Linked DNA regions of Homo sapiens: region 1 is linked to region 2. Evidence: chromatin contacts called from ENCODE Hi-C data. All regions are on one chromosome and are shown on one strand. Each heading gives the region's core, a stretch centred on a gene start or an enhancer-like site at or near the end of the contact. The rest is flanking DNA. Distances are from core to core; before and after follow the strand shown.

Region 1 (5,992 bases), core at 2,049-4,548, 620 kb after region 2:
TGATATCAGACAAAAACCTGAATCTACACAAATAAATGAAAATCTCGAGAATCGTTAAAATGAGGATCAACACAATAGATACTTTTTCTTGCTTTTAATCACTGTGAAAGATTATCTAAAGCAAAAATAGTAGCAAAGTTTTGTGGGTTTACAGCATATGTCAATATTCTGCAACATGTATGACAACAATAATGCAAAAGACGGGAGGATGAAATTGGGAGTATAATGTTCCAAGTATATTGACATAAAACAGTATGATATCTTTAAAGTTCCACTAAACTTTAGGGTAACAACCAAAAACTCTGTTAAATTTTTACAAATATACAATAAGACAACAGTGGAGATAAAATGTAATTATAAAAAAGACCCACTTAAGACAAAAGTAGACAGAAAAAAAGGTAAACAGAAACAAAGACCAAATAAGAAAAACAGAAAAAAACCAGCAAGATGGTAGACTTTAACACAACTATATCAATAATTGGCATAAACACACCAATTAAATAACAGAGGTCAAATTATATAAAAAAAGTAAGACCAAACCATGTGCTGTCTATAAGCAGTTTGTTTAAAATATAAAAACATAGCTACATTCAAAGTAAAAGGATGATCAGTTGTAGGAGTCAGGAAATTAAAAAAAAAAAAGATAAAAGAATGGAAAAAGAGGGTCAGGCACAGTAGCTCATGCCTGTAAACCCAGCACTTTGGGAGGCAAAGGTGGGTGGACTGCTTGAGCCCAGGGGTTTGAGACCAGCCTGGGCAACATGGCAAAACCTCGTCTCTACAAAAAATACAGAAAATTAGCTGAGTGTGGTGGCTCACACCTTGAGTCCTAGCTACTCCGGAGGCTGAGGCAAAAGGATTAGGGCGCACACCTGCAGTCCTAGCTACTCGGGAGGCTGAGGCAAAAGGTTTGAGGTTGCAGACAGCTGTGACTGAACCACTGCACTCCAGCTTGGGCAACAGAGACAGACCCTGTCTCAATCAATCAATCAATCAAGGAAGATTCTACGATCAACAGCACAATATTTATTCAAATACACACGAAACAGTTACCCAGAGAGATCATCATATCCTCGACCTTAAAACAAACTACAACAGGCCTGGTGCAGTGGCTCACGCCTGTAAAGCACTTTGGGAGGCCAAGGTCAGCGGATCACTTGAGACCAGGAGTCTACTAAAACAAAATGAAACAAAAATACAATACAAAAACAAACCACAACAAATTTAAAATAATTGAAATTCGTAACACAGTATTCTGACCAAATCAGAATTAAACTATAAATCAATAATATAAAAAGATCTGGGCCGGGTGCGATGGCTCACGCCTGTGATCCCAGCACTTTGCAAGGCCGAGGCAGGTGGATCACCAGGTCAGGAGATAGAGACCATCCTGGCTAACACGGTGAAACCCCGTCTCTACTAAAAATACAAAAAAAAATAAAAAAATTAGCCAGGTGTAGTGGCGGGCGCCTGTAGTCCCAGCTACTCTGGAGGCTGAGGCAGGAGAATGGTGTGAACCTGGTAGGCGGAGCTTGCAGTGAGCCGAGATCTCGCTACTGCACTCCAGACTGGGCAACAGAGCGAGACTCTGTCTCAAAAAAAAAAAAAAAAAGATCTGGAAAATCTCCAAAAACTTGGAAATTATGCAATACAATCTAAATAAATAAGGGTAAAAAATGAAGTCACAAGGGAAGTTAAAAAAATTTGAATTGAATGGTAATGAAAACACAATAAAAAGGCTGGGTGCAGTGGTTCATGCCTGTAATCCCAGCACTTTGGGAAGCCAAGGCGGGAGAATCACTTGAGGTCAAGAGTTCTAGAGCAGCCGGGCCAACATGGTGAAACCCCGTCTCTACTAAAAATACAAAAATCAGCCAGGTGTAGTGGCGGGTGCCTGTAATCCCAGCCAGGAGGACTGCTTGAACCCGGGAGGCAGAGGTTTCAGTGAGCTGAGTGCCACTGCACTCCAGCCTGGGTGACAGAGTGAGACTCAGTCTCAAAAACAACAACAACAGAAAAGAAAATACAAGATATAAAAATTTGAGTGATGTAGTTAAAGTAGTATTTAGAGGAACAGTTACATCAATAAATTGTGTCTGGCCGGACGCGGTGGCTCACGCCTGTAATCCCAGCTACTCGGGAGGCTGAGGCAGAGCACTACTTTAACCCAGGAGGCGGAGGTTGCAGTGAGCCGAGATCAAGCCACTGCACTCCAGCCTGGACGACAGAGCGAGACTCCGTCTCAAAAAAAAAAAAAAAAAAAAGAAAGTAAAGAAAAGAAACGGTACAATACAAAAATATAGTATTACAATCACATAGGACCACCATTTTACATGAGGTCCCTCGTTGACAGAAACACTGTTACGCAGAGCGTGACTGCACCAGAATCATGGGAAAACTTTCGTATTTCAAAGTAGTGAAGAATTTTGGGTGCCCCAAACGGAAAGAACAGTAAATTCCACCCGAGAGAAATTTAAAACGTCAAAACGTATACATGGCAAAATCTACCAGCGAGTAAAATCAAAAGATAAATGAAAAAATATCTGCTGCTCACATAAAGTACCACCGGGTTGTGAGACCTTAGGGAAATCACTTTCCCCTTCTGAACCTCCCGTGTTCCTGGGATAGCGACGGAGATGATAACGCTGGAAGTCACGGGGTGGATGCGAGGATCAGGGGAACACCTCACTGAAGACCCTCTGACAAAGGGATCACGGTTCTCCTTCACCACCGGCAACTGACCAGGCTCCAGTCCTTCCTCCACCCACGAGGCACCGGGCATCGGGGCGTGGCCAGGTGTGTCAGGCCACGCCCCCACCACGCCCCGGCGGGGCCTCGTCCCGCGCGCGCGCGCCCGCCGGGGCTCCAGAACTCGCTCCCGCGCGGCCCGAGCCCTTCGCCGCCCGTCTGAGGCGCATCTCCTGACAAAGAGAAGAAGGCGAAGCCTCATAGCCGCCCTTCCCTCCGCCGTCCCCGCCCCCGCACGTTCGGCCAGGCGTGCCCCGCCGGCCCCGTTCAGAGGCGAGCGCCGGGCAACCCCGGACGCCGCCCTGAGGGTCACTGCCGCCTACGAGTAGCCGAAGTTTGGGCTCCCACCCTGCGCGGGCACGAGCCCATCCCTCATCTCCTTCCCCTCGGCCCCAGGCCGCGCGGAGCTACCTGGAAGCCCCTCTCGTACCTGGAGGGGCGCAGCCTCCACTCGTGGCCCAGTGCCACAGCGGGTCACGGCGCAGGGCGGCGAAGACGCGCGGAGACGGGGGCTCTGTCACCCACTCGCCGCTGGTGGTGGGGGAAGGGCGGCCACCGGCGCGCTCGCAGCACTGCACATGCGCAGAAACAGGGGCGCGGGCCGTTCCCAGGGTCCTCGGAGGGGTGGACCATCCACGTTCGGGACTACATTTCCCACAAGCCTCCGGGGCCGCGGCTTTAGGGACTCTCAGGAAAGTCTTCGCCTTGTTAGGCGGTCTGATGAGCCGACCAAAATAATCTCCTTAGCCTGCACTGTTTTCTTTTTTCCCAGAGTGGGTCGTGAACTACAATTCACCACCTCCCCCTTAAATACAACAACTTGGCTTTTAAACATTACACAAATAATCTATAACTGTATTTAATTAGAATATATGTACAAAATAAAGTATCCATAATCTCACTTTCTAAAGATTAACTGCGTATAACATTAAGTTCGCACTTTGATTTTTTTGTTGTTGTTACAAAACTGGCCATAAAGGTATCATGTGCTGCAACTAGCTTTTTTCCCTTTTTTCCCAGGCCACTTTGTTGAGGTATATATATTTGTTGAGATCTATATATTTAAGATGTACAACTTGATATCTACATTTGTGAAATATTCACCATAATCAAGCTAATTAACATGTGCATCACCTCACATAGTTATTTGTCTGATGAGAACACTTAAGATCTATCTTCTTAGCAAATTTCAAGTACACAATATTGTCAACTATCGTCACATAGCTGTGCATCTCCCCAGAACTACTCATCTTGCATAACTGAGACTTTGTACCCCTTGACCACCATCTTCCCATTTCCCTTCACCCTCAGTTCCTTTCATCCTTTAGAACAGTTTTAGGTTCACAGCAAAATTTGAGCAGAAAATACATTGAATTCCCATATAACCCATGTCCCCCCAGCACACACAACCTCCCCAAAGTTGATATCCCACACCAGAACAGTGTATTTGTTACAATTGGTGAACCTACAGTTAAATATCAGCACCTGGCCAGGCTCAGTGGCTCACACCTGTAATCCTAGCACTTTGGGAGCCTGAGGCAAGCAGATTGCTTGAGCCGAGGAATTTGAAACCAGCCTGGCCAAAATGGTGAAACCTCATCTCTTAAAAAAAAAAAAAAAATACAAAAATTAGCCGGGCATGGTGGCACGCACCTGTAGTCCCAGCTACTCGGGAGGCTGAGGTGGGAGGATCACTTGAGCCTGGGAGGCTGAGGTTTCAGTGAGCCAAGATTGTGCCACTGCACTCCAGCTTGGGTGACCCTGTCTCAAAAAGTATAAATTAAAAAACAAAATCATTGGCACCCAAAGTCCATAGCTTACATTAGTGTTCACTTGATGTTGTACATTCTATGGGTCTTGACAAATGCCTGTAACCATTACAGTATCGTACAGAATAGTTTCACTGCCCCCCAAAAAATCATCTGTGCTCCATTTATTCATCCATCCCACAACCCCTGGAAATCTCTGATATTTTTACTGTCTCCATAGTTTTGCCTTTTGCAGGTTGTCATATAGGTGGAATCATACATATGTTGCTTTTTCAGATTGGCTTCTTTCATTTAGTAATATACATTTAAGTTTCCCTCATGTTTCCCTCAAGTTACCCTGGCTTTTTTTTTTTTTTTTTTTTTTTGACACAGGGTCTCACTCTGTCACCCAGGTTGGAGTGCAGTGGTGCGATCATGGCTCACTGCAGCCTCCACTTCCTGGGCTCAAGTGACCCTCCCAGTTCAGCCTCCCAAGTAGCTAAAACTACAGGCATACACAGCCATGCCTGGGTAATTTTTTGTATTTTTTGTAGAGATGGCATTTTGCCATGTTGCCCAGGCTCGTCTCAAACTCCTGGGATCAAGAAATCCTCCTGCCTTGGCCTCCCAAAGTGCGGGGATTATAGGGATGAGCCACTGTGCCCAGCCTCAGTTCGTTTTAGTGCTGCATAATATTCTACTGTCTGCATGTACCAGTGTTTTAAATCCATTCACCTACTGAAGATACATTGGTTGCTTCTAAGTTTTGGCAACTATGAATAAAGCTGCTCTAAACATCTGTGTTCAGGTTTTGTGAGGATATAAGTTTCCAGTTCATTTGGGTAAATCGTATGGTTGCGGCCGGGTGCAGTGGCTCACGCCTGTAATCCCAGCACTTTGGGAGGCCGAGGCGGGCGGATCACGAGGTCAGGAGATCGAGACCATCCTGGCTAACACAGCGAAACCCTGTCTCTAATAAAAATACAAAAATAAAAATTAGCCGGGCGTGGTGGCGGGCACCTGTAGCCTCGGCTACTTGGGAGGCTGAGCCAGGAGAATGGCGTGAACCTGGGAGGCGGAGCTTGCAGTGAGCCGAGATTGCACCAATGAACTCCAGCCTGGGCGACAGAGCGAGACCCCGTCTCCAAAAAAAAAAAAAAAAATTAGCATGGTTGCTGGATTGTGTGGTAACAGTATGTTAATGAGACAGGAGAGTTCCCTGGACCCCTTCGCGGGACTTGTCGTGGCTAGCTTACTCAGCCACTGTGCTAAAACCCCTTATGGGAGGGGGAGCACAGAGGCAAGTGGGTGCCAGGGCCAGGGTGAGCACCTTTGGGCTCTGGCCCCATGGTAGCATCTAGGGGTGTGTTACAATTAATGCTCTTCTAGCAGTTGCCATCCATGGACAGCTAAGCGTTAACCAGCTCAGTGGAGAGTGAGGGTGACAGCCTTTTACACCCTGCCCTCTTAATACCCAGGTCCTTGTCCAGCATCCA
Region 2 (6,368 bases), core at 744-3,243:
TCCTACATAAAAAGGTCTTCATGGATATACAATGGGTCCTCATGAAACTGATTTTGCCACAGATTTTGGGGAACTGAGAGCTTTTTTCTTCCTCCAGGAGGGCACAACTTCCTTCTATTTTCCAGTTTTTGTGCTCTACCTCTTTAATTTTACTTAAAAAGAATGACCCTGAAAAACACATTAGTAATTACTAGATGCCAGAAAATGATCCTTCTAGCATAAAATTGGAACATGGAACTATTTTATCAGTGTTAACTAGACCTGAATTATCAAATTTCAAACAATATTATAATACCAAAAGCTGATTTTAGATTATATTACAGCTCATTTCATAGAGCACCAAGGAAGTGGAAGAAAATATAAATGTGCTTCTTAACCTGTGTGACAAACCTACCTCAATGATTCAAGTGAAAGTTGTGGATTCACATGTTCGAGGCACATAAAAAAATAATCTTGTATGTTTTAATATCTAACTCAAGGACTATCATCCAGCATCTCTCATGCTGTGCTCATTCACACACTACAGAAAGGTAACTCCTCTTTGGCAGAGCTATGAAGTATATCTAAATTAAACAGGCTAATCAAGTGACTGGATTATGTGTAAACCTCCTCAAATAAAATAGTATAAAAAAATATATCATGGTAGAGTTTATTATTGTCACATTATCATAGTAACCACTAGGAATTTAGTCAGTTAAAAATATGTCAAAACCCAGCCTACAAAATGGGAAAAAATATTTGCAAACTATGCATCCGACAAAGGTCTAATATCCAGCATCTATAAGGAACTTAAACAAATTTACAAGAAAAATACCCCATTAAAAAGTGGGCAATGAACATAAACAGACACTTTTCAAAAGAGGACTTACTGCAGCCAACAAGCATATGAAAAAATGCTCCACATCACTAATCATTAGAGAAATGGCAATCAAAACCACAATGAGATACCATCTCACACCAGTTGAAAGGGCTTTTAATAAAAAGTCAAAAAATAACAGATGCTGGCAAGGTTGCAGAGAAAGGGGAATGCTGATACACTGCTGGTGGGAATGTAAATTAATTCAGCCATTGTGCAAAGCAATGTGGTGATTCCCCAAGGAATTTAAAAGAGAATTACCAATTGACCCAACAACCCCATTATTGAGTACATACCCAAAGAAATAGAAATCATTCTACCATAAAGACACATGCACACGTATGTTTATCGCAACACTATTCGCAATAGCAAAGACATGGAATCAACCTAAATGCCAATCAACAGTACACTGGATAAAGAAAATGTGGTACATATACACCATGGGATACCACACATTCATAAAAAAGAACAAGATCACATCCTTTGCAGCAACAAGGATGGAGCTGGAGGCCATCATCCTAAACAAACTAATACAGGAACAGAAAACCAAATGCCACATGTTCTCACTTACAAGTGAGAATTAACCAAGGAGAACACATGGGCACAAAGTGGGGAACAACAGACACATGGGCCTACTTGAGGGTGGAGGGTGGAAGGAAGGAGAGGATCAAAACACTACCCATCGGATATTATGCTTATTACTTGGGTGATGAAATAATCTGTACCCCAAACCCCCATGACACGCAGTTTACCTATATAACAAGCCTGCACATGTGCCCCGAGCCTAAAATAAAAGTTTTTTTAAGTCAAAACCATCTTCATTCTTTGTCTTCTTTACAAAAATATATCTGAAAAAATACATCCTGTGAAGTAGTGCTCTAAAGTTGTCGGAGATATTGATTTATTACTTCCTTTACTAAAATAATACCTTATATTTACTTAATTAAAATATATAAAACCTCCATAACTGGCATTTACGTTCAGAGAAATCGCTCTAAATAAAACATCTGCCAGGAACTAAAAGCATTTTAAAGTGGCTTGGCACTAACACTGTCATTATCATCACTATTACAAGGGACAGTGTCAGATTACATGTATGGCCACGAGGAGGTGCTAATACCCTGTGGCTTCATCACCAAAAAGAAAGTCATCAGAGCTGCAAAACCTGGGCCTGTTATTGCAGAGTCTGGTAAAAACAAAAACCCCACAGAGAGCAGAGTAACCTGCTGGCCTCTCACAGGGGACCGAGTGAAGGATGCTCTACAATCCAGGGAAAGGGGTGATAAGCCAGGGGAAAGCTGGCCTGCCTACCTGTTCTTCTCACAGAGGTGCCTCTTTAAAAATACATCTGATGAAATACTGTAATTTCTAAATGTTTGGACATTGTTATAATTATCAAATTAATCATTGATACAGTAGTCATTCCAATTTAGCTTCTTGTCCATCACTACAATTCTGAAGAATAAAATGTCTGCCCAGAAATAAGAATGTGGAGTCAGAAGAGGCTTTATTACTAGAAATATGAAATCAAAATGAAATTGCAGAGCTGTTCCAAAACAAAAATGTAAAGGCCCTTTCACTTACTGGCCCTTTCTATTGAAAACAAGAAGGAATTTAAGAGTAGTGTTATTGTTGTTAACGTTTTCACTGTGAGACAATTTGAGGGATTTACTTTGTTATCATACATTTGACATCGTCTCAACTCCTGTTCCAATCACAGAAATGCCTCCAAATAAAATACCTGCCAGTAATTAAAAACACATTATTATATAATTATCATTATTCCTTCAAAGGGGGTGGGAGGAGTTATTAGTGCAGTCCTTGTGATTTTTCTCTAAGTTTGAAACTATTTCAAAATAAACTTCTTTAAATTGCATATCCCTTTCTTGAAATACAGTTAAATGAAAAGCCTACCAATAGTTAAACCTTTAATGTTATGAGGGATAATATTATCATTACTAGTAAATAGGGTTAACCCCAAACAATGGAAACTGGTTTGTTTCTAGGCAGAATGCTGGATCCCAGCAACCAGGGAGGAAACAGGTCATTTGTCTGCAGTCGCCATTCTGTGAAATCCACTCGGTAGCAACAGTCAATGGATCTCCCAGTGGAATTGCTTATCACCTAGCAATGTATTGGTTGTAAATAATCCAGTCACAAATGTATTCTCTTCAATTTACATATACTTGTGGCTCTAACAAAGAGAAGTCATCATTCTCTAGTGTGCAAATGAACACAGCAAGAAGCACGATTGGATGAGTTTGTTTTTCTTTCTAAGCTGGGGCATGTGAATCCACACATTATCACATGAAACAGTGATATGCATTAAACAGAAATTTAAAAACACATTTATATGTTTATTCTTCCCGGGTTCTCCATGAAATAAGCAGTAATTGAATCCTGATATCTGCTTTTCATATATGTTTTTAAAGTGATAATTCAGATTTAATAGCACCAATAACAAAACAGTGCCATGTTCCAGTTTTACGCTAGAGGGATCATCCACCAGCATTTATTAATTACTAATGTCTTTTCTTGACATTCTTCTCTTCAAGTAAAATTACAGAACTACAGAAGAAAACCTGAGAATTGGAGCAAGTGTTCTCTTGGAGAACAAAGCCCTCAGATCCTACAAAATTAGTTTTATGAAGATATACAGTAACTGTCTTGGTCTTTTTTTTCTGTTGTTTATAAGAGAATTCCTGAAACTGGGTAATTTATAAAGAGAAGAAACTTATTTCTTACAGTTGTGGAGCTGAGGAATCCAAGGTCAAGGGGCCACATCTGGTGAGATCCTTCCTGCAGGTGAGGACTGTCTGAAAAGTCCTGAGGCAAGGCAGGGCCTCACCTGGCGAGGCAGTCGTCTGTGCTAGCTCAGGTGTCTCTTGCCCCTTTTTTTATTTTTATTTTTTTATTTTTTTTTTGAGACGGAGTCCCGCTCTGTCTCCCAGGCTGGAGTGCAGTGGCACGATCCCGGCTCTCTGCAAGCTCCGCCTCCCGGGTTCACGCCATTCTCCTGCCTCAGCCTCCTGAGTAGCTGGGACCACAGGCGCCCGCCACCATGCCCGGCTAATTTTTTGTATTTTTAGTTCAGGCAGGGTTTCGCCATGTTAGCCAGGATGGTCTCGATCTCCTGACGTCGTGATCCGCCTGCCTCGGCCTCCCAAAGTGCTGGGATTACAGGCGTGAGCCACCGCGCCCAGCCGTCTCTTGCCCTTCTTATAAGCCACCTGTCCCACTTCCATGATAGCCTATTCATCTGTTAATCCATGAATGGATAATTCATTCAAGAGGGCAGACCCCTCATGATCCAATCACTTCTTAAAGGGCCCACTTCTCAATACTGCCACATTGGGGATTTAGTTTCAACATCAGTTTTGGAAGGGACATCCGAAACACAGCAGTAACCAATGAGAAAATTTGCTGCTAGGAGAGGCAGCCCCCGTGTACTGGGGAGAGTGACTCACTTATTCAACCTGCATGTCAAATGAATGTGATCGCAAACATTCACACACACACACACACACACACACACACACACACACACACACACGTACATACAGTCCCATTGGATCCAATAGTACACTGTCATCTTACCGTTTCATCATGAATGGTTTAAACATTTATTTTCAGGGTAAAAGTTAAAATTGTCCTAAATCATCTACTTTTTTAGTACAGTGAACGTTTCATGCAAATTGTTTTTATGACGGAAATTTCTGTTTCACATCAGTTTCATTTCCTGTTTGGTATGTTCTCAAATGTGCCATAGCACATGAATGTGGGGTCACTGCTCAGCCTTTCCTACCTACTCACCCTCGCCAAGGTGGCATCTGGTAGTGAGGGAGGCTCAGCACTTTCCAGTCTCAAACCCTGGGACTCAAGCAGTTTCTGGGAATGATACGATGTATTCCTTTCTTAAGGCGGCTGCAACAAAGCACCCTAAACTGGGTGGCTTAAAACAACAGGAATTTATTCTCTCAGAGTGGTAGGGGCTGGAAGTCTGAATCAAGATGCCAGCAGGGCCAGGCTCCCTCCTCGCTTGCTGTCACCAGCAGCCCTTGGTGTTCTTGGCTTGCAGCTGCATAACTCCTGTCTTTAACTCCATCATCACGCGGTATTTCCCCCTCCTGTGTCTCCGCCACGTCATTTCCCTGCTTCTTGTAAGAACGCCAGTTACATCGGATGAGGACCCATCTTAATGACCTAACAATGTTGTCACAAATTTTAAAAGTTGAAAACTCCCAGGCAGTGACTAATGGGCAAACAGCCAAAGCTGAAGAATTTAGAGAGGAGAAAACAGTAGGAGGAATAATATATGATAGAGTGTTAACTGGATTGCTTCTGGCCAAAAGTAGAGATAAAGGGTCAGGCATGGTGATTTGCACCTCTAGTCCAAGCACTTTAGGAGGCTGAGGTGAGAGGATTGCTTGAGCCCAAGAATTCGAGACCAGCCTGGGCAACATGGCTAAACCCTGTCTCTACCAAAAATACAAAACATTAGCCCGATGCGGTGGCACATTCCTGTAGTTCCAGCTTCTCGGGAGGCTGAGGTGGGAGAATTGCTTGAGCCTGGGAAATTGAGGCTGCAGAGAGCTGTGATCGTGCCACAGCACTGCATTCTGGGTGATGGGAATGAGATCCTGCCAAAAAAAAAAAGATAAGGCATTATTTTCTGAGATCAGCAAAGATAGTTTCTTCTACATTTATGCCCGTCCTAGGAAGGACATAGGATGAGTACAGAGTTCACAGGATTTCACAGATAATAAGGAAAAAGATACGACCTTGGAGTGGCAGTAACAAACAATGAGTTTTATTCGGACAGTGCTTTAGCAGGATCACAGGTGAGGAGAAGTCCCTCACAGCATGAGACCTTCCAGAGTTGAGGGCACAGAGCCAGAAAAGAAAGAGGACAAGAGTACTCTGGCAGAGAGCAGGCAGACAGGAAGGGAGGAAAGAGGGAGGGAGGGAGGGTAGGAACGAAAGAAGGAAGGAAAGAAGGAAGGAAGGAACGAAGGAGGGAAGGAAGGAAGGGAGGGAGGGAGGGAGGAGGTAGGGGAGAGAGGGAATGAAAGGAAAAATGGAAGGAAAGGAAGAGAGGAAGGAGGGAGGGAGGGAAGAAAAGAAGGAAGGAAGGAGGGAGGGAGGGATGGAAGGAGGAAGGGAAAAGAAAGGAAGAATGGAAGGAAAGAGGGAAAGAAAGAAGGGAGGGAAGGGAAAGGAAGGGAAGGGAAGGGAAGGCAAGGGAGGGGAAGGGAAGGCAATGCAACAGCTCCAGTGGAAAATTCAAGTCCTCCTTCAACTGCATCCAAAAATAATAATTTTTACTAGATACCTGATGTAGAGAAGGCATACCCTGCCCAGATACAGGAGAATCTCCCAAAAGTGGATGACAAGATCAGCCATGACTGTGAAGAGATGGACACCTACAAAATACAAACCAAAATGCTTTCAGAAAAATTTGAAAGAATCACAGGTTATTATCAAAGCAGCTTATTTCCCATGACAGAAAATC

What was found. A loop is a pair of places that touch in the nucleus more often than their neighbours do. Pooled maps may share reads with other maps.
Region 1: a map of B cell shows a loop between it and region 2 (6-fold over the local background). The contact joins the promoter of ZFP1 here to the enhancer-like site in region 2. A Hi-C loop is called at or near these places in 1 of 168 maps with a recorded cell type or tissue (B cell), 2 of 37 single-sample maps with no recorded cell type and 5 of 50 pooled maps.

What each region holds. Positions count from the first base shown.
Region 1 is chr16:75,145,830-75,151,821 of GRCh38, reverse strand. ZFP1 (ZFP1 zinc finger protein) reads right to left here and starts at 3,298. Exons shown (of 4, transcript NM_153688.4): 1 at 3,179-3,298. RefSeq lists a silencer at 2,708-3,077 and an enhancer at 3,438-3,487.
Region 2 is chr16:75,759,961-75,766,328 of GRCh38, reverse strand. LOC105371348 (a long non-coding RNA gene) reads right to left here and starts at 6,279. Exons shown (of 6, transcript XR_933748.4): 1 at 6,189-6,279; 2 at 4,670-5,496. RefSeq lists an enhancer at 2,103-2,162. Within about 2 kb of position 1,993, at least 3 of the 41 ENCODE cell types and tissues checked have a DNase peak (open chromatin) inside an H3K27ac peak, as active enhancers do.